2 separate regions of the Homo sapiens genome follow, and region 1 is linked to region 2. The links are chromatin contacts, found by Hi-C or POLR2A ChIA-PET in ENCODE. All regions are on one chromosome and are shown on one strand. The core of a region is the stretch at or near the end of the contact, and the rest is flanking DNA. Distances in the headings are between cores, read along the strand shown. Region 1 has its middle 22 kb from the start of BCL10. Region 2 overlaps LPAR3 (lysophosphatidic acid receptor 3).

The links. A loop is a pair of places that touch in the nucleus more often than their neighbours do. ChIA-PET counts read pairs that join two places held with the same protein, here RNA polymerase II (POLR2A). Pooled maps may share reads with other maps.
Region 1: a map with no recorded cell type shows a loop between it and region 2 (15-fold over the local background). The contact joins two enhancer-like sites. A Hi-C loop is called at or near these places in 1 of 37 single-sample maps with no recorded cell type and 10 of 50 pooled maps. POLR2A ChIA-PET finds 5 or more read pairs at or near these places in 1 of 52 experiments (activated T-cell).

Annotation. Positions count from the first base shown.
Region 1 is chr1:85,296,288-85,301,353 of GRCh38, forward strand. No RefSeq gene overlaps it. Among named protein-coding and RNA genes, the nearest start is that of BCL10, 22 kb to the left of the region's middle. Within about 2 kb of position 1,829, at least 24 of the 41 ENCODE cell types and tissues checked have a DNase peak (open chromatin) inside an H3K27ac peak, as active enhancers do.
Region 2 is chr1:84,851,013-84,856,279 of GRCh38, forward strand. The region is part of intron 2 of LPAR3 (lysophosphatidic acid receptor 3); the gene reads right to left. Among named protein-coding and RNA genes, the nearest start is that of LPAR3, 40 kb to the right of the region's middle. RefSeq lists an enhancer at 3,411-3,660. Within about 2 kb of position 3,504, at least 6 of the 41 ENCODE cell types and tissues checked have a DNase peak (open chromatin) inside an H3K27ac peak, as active enhancers do.

The DNA of each region.
Region 1 (5,066 bases), core at 579-3,078, 440 kb after region 2:
TCTGTTTATTCATTCAATGGACTCTTTTTTTTTTTTTTTTTTGAGATGGAGTTTCGTTCTTGTTGCCCAGGCTGGAGTGCAATGGTGTGATCTCAGCTAACTGCAACCTCCACCTCCCGGGTTCAAGCAATTCTCCTGCCTCAGCCTCCCAAGTAGCTGGGATTACAGGCATGCACCACCATGCCCAGCTAATTTTGTATTTTTAGTAGAGACAGGGTTTCTCCATGTTGGTCAGGCTGGTCTCGAACTCCCGACCTCAGGTGATCCACCTGCCTCAGCCTCCCAAAGTGCTGGGATTACAGGCATAAGCCATCGTGCCCGGCCTTTTTTTTTTGGAGACTGAGTTTCACTCTTGTTGCCCAGGCTGCAGTGCAGTGGCATGATCTCAGCTCACTGCAACCTCCACCTCCTGGATTCAAGCGATTCTCCCGCCTCAGCCTCCCAAGTAGCTGGGATTACAGGCACCCAACACCATGCCCGGCTAATTTTGTATTTTTAGTAGAGATGGGGTTTCACCATGTTGGTCAGGCTCATCTCAAACTCCTGTTCTCAGGTGATCCACTGGCCTTGGTCTCCCAAAGTGCTGGGACTACAGGAGTGAGCCACTGCACCCAGCCTCAATTGACTCTTGTTAGGCACTTATCATGTGCTAGGCACTATTTAAGATCCTAAAACTATTGTACCTCATGGAGCTTACATCATAGTGGAGGGAGTCAGACAATAAATAAACATACAGTTAAATAATTTCAGATCACAAACAGCTATGAAGTAAATAAAACAGGAAAGTAAAATAGAGAATGACTGTGTGGTGGCTTCTTTAAGAAGGATGTCAGGAAAGGACATTCTGAGGGGGTGATGCTGAATGGACATAGGAATGAGAGAGAGAGGAGGAGCCGACCACAGAGAAACATGTAGGAGCAGCTTTCTAGAGGGAGTGCCAGCATATTCAAGGGTGCTGGAACCTGTCTCCCTTCTGGCCTCCCTTGCTTCTTTCTTTTCCTTTACCTTTTCTCAAATACTAACTGAGCTGGCACTAAGAGTCAGGAGCTAACTGAAATGGATCAAAAGAAGAATAGAACACAGGCCTTTTTTTCTCTTTTCTTTTTTTGAGATGAGGGCCCCACTATGTTGCCAAGGCTGGTTTTGAACACCTGGCCTCAAGTGATTGGCCTCTTGAGTAGCTCGGATTATAGGCGTGAGCCATCATAACTGGCTAGGACAGAGTTTTTGCCTTGGAGAAATTCACAGAGCAGGGAAGGAGAAAGACAAGTCATTAAAATATAGATGGTTGTACTTAGTAGAAGGAAGCATAAAGTGTTATTGGGAAGACCATGGAAGCATAGACTGCCTGCTGGGTTCTCCTAAACACCTGACCAGCAGCTGGGTCCTCAGAGGAGAAGGCTGAGTCTCTGAAGAATCAGAAAGCTCCATTTCTTTCCAATGTAATGCTCTCTACCTTAGGAGCCTTCAAAAATTCTGCAGAGTGGGGAGCTTCTTTGACCAATCCAGCAAAGCACACACACCAAACACTAATGGGAAAATGGAAAACTGGAATTGATTCAAGTCGCTGAGAAAACAGGAAAGGTGGCTTTTATTTGGAGGACCAGGATGCAGACATAAAATACACACACACACGCACACACACTCTCAGAGGACTGAAGGCAAAAGAAGGAGTTGGCAGTCATCCCTGGAAATGTGTAATCCAAGAACGAAAGTTTACAGAAAAGGAAGAAGCCTTACACAGGGTCACAGTGAACCCCTGGGGATTTATGTAAGTGACTTAGGGTTTAAAGCGAAACTGTGTGTTGACTTAATGGTATGACTCATTTAAATGGAACGGACTTTTAAAAACACATACACGAGGATTAGGTTTTCCATTTATTGTTGTGAGGCCATGTGATACTTAATGACACTGAGGTCCAAAGATACGGAAGCTGCCCATAGAATGCGTCTGTGTAAGAACAAAAGAGAAGCAGGTTGCATCCCTTAAACAGTTGAAAAGGAAATGCTAGGCTCCAGCCACAATACCCTGTGGGCCGTCAGACTAGAGCGGGTGATGAGTGGGTGCTGGATGCTAGGTAAACGGAAGAAGTGACTGCAGTGGTGGGAGGTGTGAATGCCAGCACATAGCTTTGGTTTGTGGTAAACACCAGACAGGGCATGGAAGAGCGTGTTTTAGTTATTCTGTCAGAACAGCATAGATTAGAGGGTGACCAGATGTTCCTCTTGAGGGAACTTGTCACTCTATAAACATTTTGCCCTGAGAAGACTTTGTGGGAGAGGAACAGTTCTTGGCTAGCACTGGTCCCTGTCAGAGTTCCTTCTGTACCTGGTGAATTTGGGAGGAAAAACTGGGAGCGTGGCTCAAAACCTTATGTCCTCCTCCTGGGAGCACTCATGTGCTGTGAGCACAGGCTCTGCTCAGCTCCTCCAGGTAGGCCCTGGCCAGGGTGGAAGCTTTCCCTGGCCCAGCACTCCCATGAAAGGGTTGCGCCTAAAACTCAGGTTCCATTTGCCAAGAGATACAAGCTGGGCCTTCCAACCTAAACTTTATCAATGGTGAATGTGATATTTTGGCCTCTAACCACTTGGTCTTTTATCTTATTCCTCAATAGGTTCAGAAATCAGGGTGGGAAGTGAAATCCTATTACTGAGACTCCAACAGCGTCCTGGGGAGCACCTCAAAGGGTCTTCCAGAGTTGTTGAAATTGGGGTTCAGCCAGAGGCCTGTGTACCTGCCAATCTGGAGAGACAAGTCTTGTATGTCAGGACAAAGGAAACACGTATGGTTTCTGATACAATCCCCACACCAAGAATTACAAGGGCAGACACACTGAATGCCAGGTGTTAATTTATAGTTGAGCCACTTCTCACCTGTGCAGAACTAGCTAGCATGCTCCAGGAGGAGGGTCACCACTCGGGAGAGTATGTCTCTATCCCAGTCATGCAGGGATGCCAGCTAGGTTCTCAAAATACCACTGATTGCCTTAGGGACTGGAATGTGCACAGCAACTAGAACCAAAACCCACCAAATAAACCAACCCAGCACTTTAACTGATGGCATCTAACACATATTTAATAGTTCTTGCTCTGAAAAATGAAACAATAAAGCATAACTTTCTATATAGCATTTTAGAGTTAAAGCACTTTTAGACACATCTACTTTGACCTACGTTACAACCTCAGAGTGTTACTGTGATTTCCATTTACATGAAAGGATGAAAAGAGGAAAAAGGATGGGAAAGAATAGAGGGGGATAGAGAGAGGAAGGCAGGAAGTGAGTTACATCTGGGGGGGCAGATGTCTGGGACCACCATGTGCACCTGTGTATCACAGGTATATGTACTGCACAATCATCTACGGTGGTCTCAGAGATATCTGCCAGGTCAGAAAGAGCATAGAATTGTCAGATTATTGCCGTTTATATCTCTAACCACATCAAATTCCAAAACAACTTATGCTACCGAGTGAGGCAACAATTCTGCCACTCAGCAAAGTCACATTGTCCAGGTCTCGTGTCCAGGTTTTGGGTCCTAAATGTCTTGCTGTGCCAGGACTGGGGCCTTTTCTAGGGTTTTCTGGGGCAGGCATGACCACAGCGGAAGAAAAGTTCTATTTCTTGAGCACCCCCAATGTACCACACCTGCACAGAATAGGAGCATGCATGTTATCCTCTGCAGTTCTCTTCATGACCCGTGTGGTAGGTCTATGGTAGCCTCATTTTATAAATAAAGAATTTGAGCCTCAAAGAGGCTAACTTTCCTACCCAATCCAACTCTGGGGTCAAATGACCTCTGAAATCTCTAGAAGGAACAGGACAAACATTAAGATGAATTAAAGGAGTTGGTGGATGGTCGCAGTGGCTCATGCCTGCCATCCCAGCAATTTGGGAGGTTGAGGTGAGAGGATTCCTTGAGGCCAGGAGTTCAAGACCAGCCTGGGCAATGTAGGAGGATACTGTCTATACAGAAAAAAAATTCACTGGGTGTGGTGGCATGTGCCTGTAGTCTCAGCTACTCCGAAGGCTGAGGTGGGAAGATCACTTGAGCCCAGGAGATTGAGACTGCAGGGAGCTGTAATCACACCACTGCACTCTAGCCTGGGTGACACAGCAAGACCTTATCTCTCTATAAAAAAAGAAAAAGGTAAAAAAAGAAAGGAGTTAGCAGCAAGAAAGGTGAATACTTACTGAAGACAAGGATGAAAGAGTGCCCCTGAGAAAAAGCCACCAAAAGGGGAGTGTCATCCGGGCTGGGAACCCAAAGCAAGCAATCACCCAGATCCTGAGAATGGGATCATTTTTTGCTTTTGTTGTAGTATGGGAAGTGTCCAGTTTTCACAGAATGCAGAATAAAATTACACTCATATATGAGTGTGGTATTTTCTGAGGCAGATTAGCTGAGATAAATCACTTTTTAATTTATCTAAACCTCTACTTTTTACCTTGGGAATTAAAAAAATACACAGAACTAGAAAAATATAACGGAACCCCATGTGCCAATTATTTGCCTCAATAGTGATCAGCATTTGCCACTCTCTCATCATGTGTCTCTCCACATATTTTTTCCCTGGATTATTTTAAACAAATCCCTGTTATCATATCACTTTTACTGTAAATACTTCACTATATATTTCTATGAGAAAAAGATATTTTTAATATAATCATAATGCCATGATCACACTAACGCAAATAACAATAATTTCTTAGTATCATTCAATATCCTATCTATATTAAAATTTGCTATACATGTCTTTTTATAATTGGTTTATTTGAACCAAGATCCAGACAAGGCTTGTACATTGCATTTATGGTTATGTCTCATGTGGAACTTTCCACCTATACCCATTGAATATTTATTGGGCATTGCTAAAACCATTGACCTCAAGACAATCTGGGGTCAAGGGGCTGTGACCTACTCAAGCTAACCAGAATACTACACTGGAGAATCAGACACCTGCAGAGGTTAAGAAGGATGATCAATAGAAAATAATGGATTGTTAAAAATCTAAATATTGCACCCAAACTACTTACTAACTACAAATGGAAAGATAGTTATGTTTACAGT
Region 2 (5,267 bases), core at 2,254-4,753:
AGGGGGAGCCTTTACCACAACTTGATATATGACCTGGGGCAGGTTTCCATCTCTCTGGGCCTCCATTTCCTCAGATTTAAAATAATGGCAGCATCACCTTCTAAGAGGATTAAACAGAGTATGTATAAATGCCTGGCACAAAGTGGTGGTCAATTTTTAAAAATCCCTTTTTTCTCAATAGAGTTGTTATTAGAAATGAGCTGTTATTAGAAATGAGACAATTATCCATAAAAATGCCTGACAATTCAAAGTGCTTCATAAATGTCGATTCTCTTCCACGTTCTCCTTCCCAGTCCCTCTTACCTTTGTTCTTGTGACCAGACCCTCCACTAACTGCCAGTTCCCACCCCAGGTCCCACCCAATAAGCATGTTTGTTGGCTCATTATATAAACATTTACTGAGTGCCTACTGTGTGCCAGGCACTGTACAAGTGAAAACACACACACACAGTCCTGTCCCTGAGAAGCTCACAGTCGGGTAAGAGAGGCACTTAGCAAATAAATTTTAATAGAGTGGGTTACTTTTATGAGTTAATTCTTTTAATATATAAATAGTATACTACAGAAGCACTGGATAATCAACTCTGCCTTGGGGAGTCAGAGAAAATATCATAGAGAAGGCAGACTCTTGAGTCGGATCTTGAAAGATGGACAGGAGTTTGCCATGCTACAGAAAACTTCGAGGAGCCTCAGGCAGTCACTGCACATGTGCAGGACAGTGAGAAGCTTGGCATGACAGAAGCAGGGGCTGTGTGAGGGGAGTGCATAGAAAAGGAGGCTGGGAACAGGACTGGGAAAGCAGCCTTGTAATCCCAACTAATTTGGGCTTTATCCAGTTTGGAAGAGTAGACAAGAAAAGATCAGAGCTAACTGTGCTTTTTAGGAAAATGCCTCAGCTGGTGGTGGGGGAAGGCCTGGAGCAAGAAAATGCTGGAGGAGGGAATCCAGACGGAGATGACCGTTAGCAACACACAGCAAGTCTTGGACTAAAGGCGTGTAGTAGGATCTGAGACACCACTGAAGTAGATTTGGTGACTAATTTTTTTTTTTTTTTTTTGAGTTGGAGTCTCGCTCTGTCACCAGGGTGGAATGCAGTGGTGCAATCCCAGCTCACTGCAACTTCTGCCTCCTGGGCCCAAGCGATTTTCCTGCCTCAGCCTCCCGGGCCCAAGCGATTTTCCTGCCTCAGCCTCCCGAGTAGTTGGGACTACAGGTGTGCACCACCACGCCTGGCTAATTTTTGTATTTTTAGTAGATGGGGTTTCACCATGTTGGCCAGGATGGTCTCGATCTCTTGACCTCGTGATCTGCCCTCCTCGGCCTCCCAAAGTGCTGGGATTACAGGCATGAGCCACTATACCCAGCCAATTTGGTGAATAATTTTAGATTTGGTGATTAATTGGTTATAGGTGGTGAGAGAGATGGTACTACCAAGACTTCCAGCTTGGAAGGCAAGGCAGATGAAACCCATTGCAGAGATCCTATTTAACAGGTAGAGCAGGTCTGCAGGGCAGCTGAAGCTTGTGGTGCCTCCAGGACATCCAGGTGTGCACGTGACAGCAGCTGGAAACAGAGATTGGGATCTCCTGAAAGGCTGAGGATGGAGAGGCTGCTTTGAGAGACGTTCACATGGAGGGGTTGGTTCAAGCTGCAGGAGTAAAATCACCTGGAAAGAACTTGGGGACCCAAAGGAGAAGGAACAAAGGGCATTTCAGAGATGGTCAGAAATGGGAGAGACTGGACAAGCAGCAGAGAAGGAACAGAAGGAGGAAGACACTATCAAAGGGAGCATGAAGCAAGCAGGCACATAACAGGAAGGTCAAGGTAGATCACTAAATCTGGCAACTAGGAAGACAATGGTGGCTTAATCAAACACAGTAGTATTAGAGTAGTATAGGAAGAAGCTAGCTTACTACGGTTTGAAGTATTAAGAAAAGAAAATAAACAAGAGTAAAAAAATCAGCGGGGCACACTGGCTCGTGCCTATAATCCCAGTACTTTGGGAGACTGAGGCAGAAGGATCGCTTGAGCTCAGGAGTTTGAGACCAGCCTGGGCAACATAGGGAGACCCCATCTCTAAATAAGAAAAGAAAAGAAAAAAAAAAAAAAACCAAGAACAAAAGTCTGGTAGTGAAGGGAGGGAGAGACAGAGCAGTAGTTAGAAGGGGAGTTAAGGTCAGGGCTTACATTTTTGAACGATCAAGCTCATAGGAAAGCAAGAATAAGGACAAGAGTAGGCTCGTGGATCCCCCAGCTCCTGGCTGGAAGGAATGAGCCCTAGTGAAAAGCTAGGATGGTAAGGATGTGACCTGTGCAGGTGGACTCAGATATGAAGGAAGGGAAATTAAGGGAGTTCATGCCAGATGAAGAAAGCAAAGATTGGGAGGTCAGCTGGGGAATGAGACAGGGCAAAGCTCAAAGACCTTGGGGAAAGTGGCAAGGCTTGATTAAGTGTTGCTCTTGCCTGACCCTGCCTCTGAATTTTAGTTCCCATGATGGATCCCTCTTCCTGCTTCTTCTCTCTCTGCCTCCTGCCAGATTTCCATAAGCTCACGCCCCACTGGCCTGCTTCTCTTCTCCTCCCCTGCAGCCCCGATGGGCCTTCTAGCTGCTGCTGACAAATGTGCCTTCCTACAACATCTACCATGATGGACCAGCTCTGCCTCTCTCTGGCATCTGAGCTACCTCCCATCCCCAGATCCTGGGGACTCTCCTATTGTCTCCTAAGTGATCTCTCCCTCTCCAACCCACCTCTCATCTTTCTAAAACCCTGCTTTGCATTTTGCAACTCCCACCTTCTCAACACTCAAGATCCTACATGGGCTCTTTCTTGCCAGATGAGGCAGTTCAGCTGTGGGCTGAAGACTGGCCACAGGCCTATTTAATTGGGCCTGCATGGTCTTTTAACAAAAAATGAAACTGATTGTCTTTACACAGGGCATGATCTGTCTAGTTAGCCACAGGCACCACCCCTCCCTATTTCCTTATATCCACTCCAGACCCAATTCATATACCCATGTTATCTGCCTAGTCTCTCTTAGATATCTGACAATGAAGTCCACAGGACCCTAGGATCCAAGGCCTTCCAGTCTCTGGCTCCCTTATGTCTCTCAAACCAGATTGTCATTACTATTCAAACTCCTTATTCCAGAAATCAGTCTGCCCAGTCTCCCCTTTCTACCCACGGCCCTGGCATGGCCTCCCTAGACATATGTATACCTGTCTCCCACCCTGCCTTTCCTCCTATCTGCAATGCCTTCCCCTTTCCTCTCCACCTGTTACACTGAAATCAGGCTTATATTCTACCTTCTCAAAGAGGCCTCCATGGACCATCCAAGCCCACAGCATTTTTTCAGCCTAGGCCCCCTCATTCAGCCCTTATGTATATTTCTTTGTGCCTTCAGTTATCTTTTTTGAGTACATTTCTCATTTCCTCAAATAAGCCTGGAAATAGGGTTCTCTATTAGTCACACACAGGAAAAGCCACACAGAACAGGTCTGCCTCCATGTCATCTATCTCTCATGTGACACAACCGTTGACTCATAAATCTTGGTCATTTCCTGACAACCATAAACCACTAGAGCAAGCACAGATTCACAGTGCCTTCAGGGTAGAGGCCATGTCTCATAGTTAGTACACTGCCTAAAACCTAGCAAGGTAGTCAATAAATGTTTATGATGAGAAAATATAAAATGCAGAAAAAAACATAAAGAATAAAATAGGTTCACCACTGAGCAGTAAATTCTCTGACTTGATGAAAACAACGCCTGTTGTGATTCACTGTCACTCAGGCATCCAAGGACAGGTATATTTTGCCAAGGCAAGAAGTTGGGACCCACTAGAAGAAGCAGGAACTAGAAGGTCCAGAGCTGCAGCCACAATGCTGCAGTAATTTACAAAGTGAACTTGGTCAAATCTCTCAACAGTATTGATTCTTTGAGGTAATGGGATCTTTCCGCCACATACTCTGCAGAGTTAACAACAATCTGGTGGTGAGGGAGAGCAGGTGGCTGGGCTGGAGGGACAACTGTCAGTGCAGGAGGGAAGATGACTCCTGCCAATAACTCTTGGTTCCCTTACCCCTTATCCCAGCTTCTGTGTTGATCCCTAGGTCCACGACAGGGCATAATTCCAGCAAACACCCTTTACTCCCAGTTCCCACCCAACATGTTTGCCATAGATACACAATGAACATAGTAGTCCCCAGCTGAAATTTTCGAAGTACAATGTTAACATGGAATTTGATAAAATTCTACCATTGGCCAGCACACACCATACTATTCCAGATGTTGAATTAGCCCAGTGATATGACGCCTGAGTCACAGACGATGACCACATTTCTCCTTTGGCAGAAATCAAAGCCCTAAGAGAGGGTGTTCCTGAGTTCTGGAACATGAAACCTTCCAGGAGGCTGGGTGTTGGCAGGAGGGTTGGATGTAGTTGGGTACTGGAACCTCTCCCTATACCTTCTTTTCAAAGAGGTCAAATTTGAGAAATGTTTCTCCACCTTGCACTCAGAAAATATTCAATAATTGTTTGTTTCAGCTTAAGAGGAAGGTTTCAGTTTTCTAAAAAGAAGAAAAGCCAGAAGTTCTGAAGAAGGGGGCATGAGAGGGGAATAAAAGAAGCTGAGTGCATTTGGTGTAATGGAACTGAAGGGGTCTGGACCAGAGGAAATGGAAGAAGTAAGAGGGCAGGGCAGTGGTTACATTGGAAACAAGAACACTGATTTGGGAAAAGCACTTCTAAACTGACTGCCAAGGGAGGTGTCTGAAACAGTGGCGTGGGGGGAAAAGAAAGAACCAAGAGCCAGACTTGAGGTAACAAATGGCTACATATGGCAGAGACAGAAGAAAGAAGACAGACTCCTGGAAATGTGGTGTTGGAAGAGGTGTCAAGATGGCATTTGAACAAGTGGGATGGAGTGCCATATGAGGGATTTTCTTTTTTAATTTGAAGCTGTCTTCCTTCCAGCATCAGACACTGAGGTCATCTCAGTCCCCACGTTCCCCGTCAGAACAGGAAGGGATGTGTCAAACAGCAGCGTAGGGGCAGCAACTGAGTGGCAACTGCATTTTTGCACCCACCGATTGACGGCCTGCCCTGAAAACAATGCCTCCCTCCCATAGGCCTCTGTAGCAATGCCATGAAGCACACAGGAAAATCATCTGTGACAAAGGTGCTCCTGGGACTAGCCATTTCAAGACAAAAGTACGAACACCCCCGGACTCAATGTACTGAGTACTGGTGCCTGGATGGCTTGACT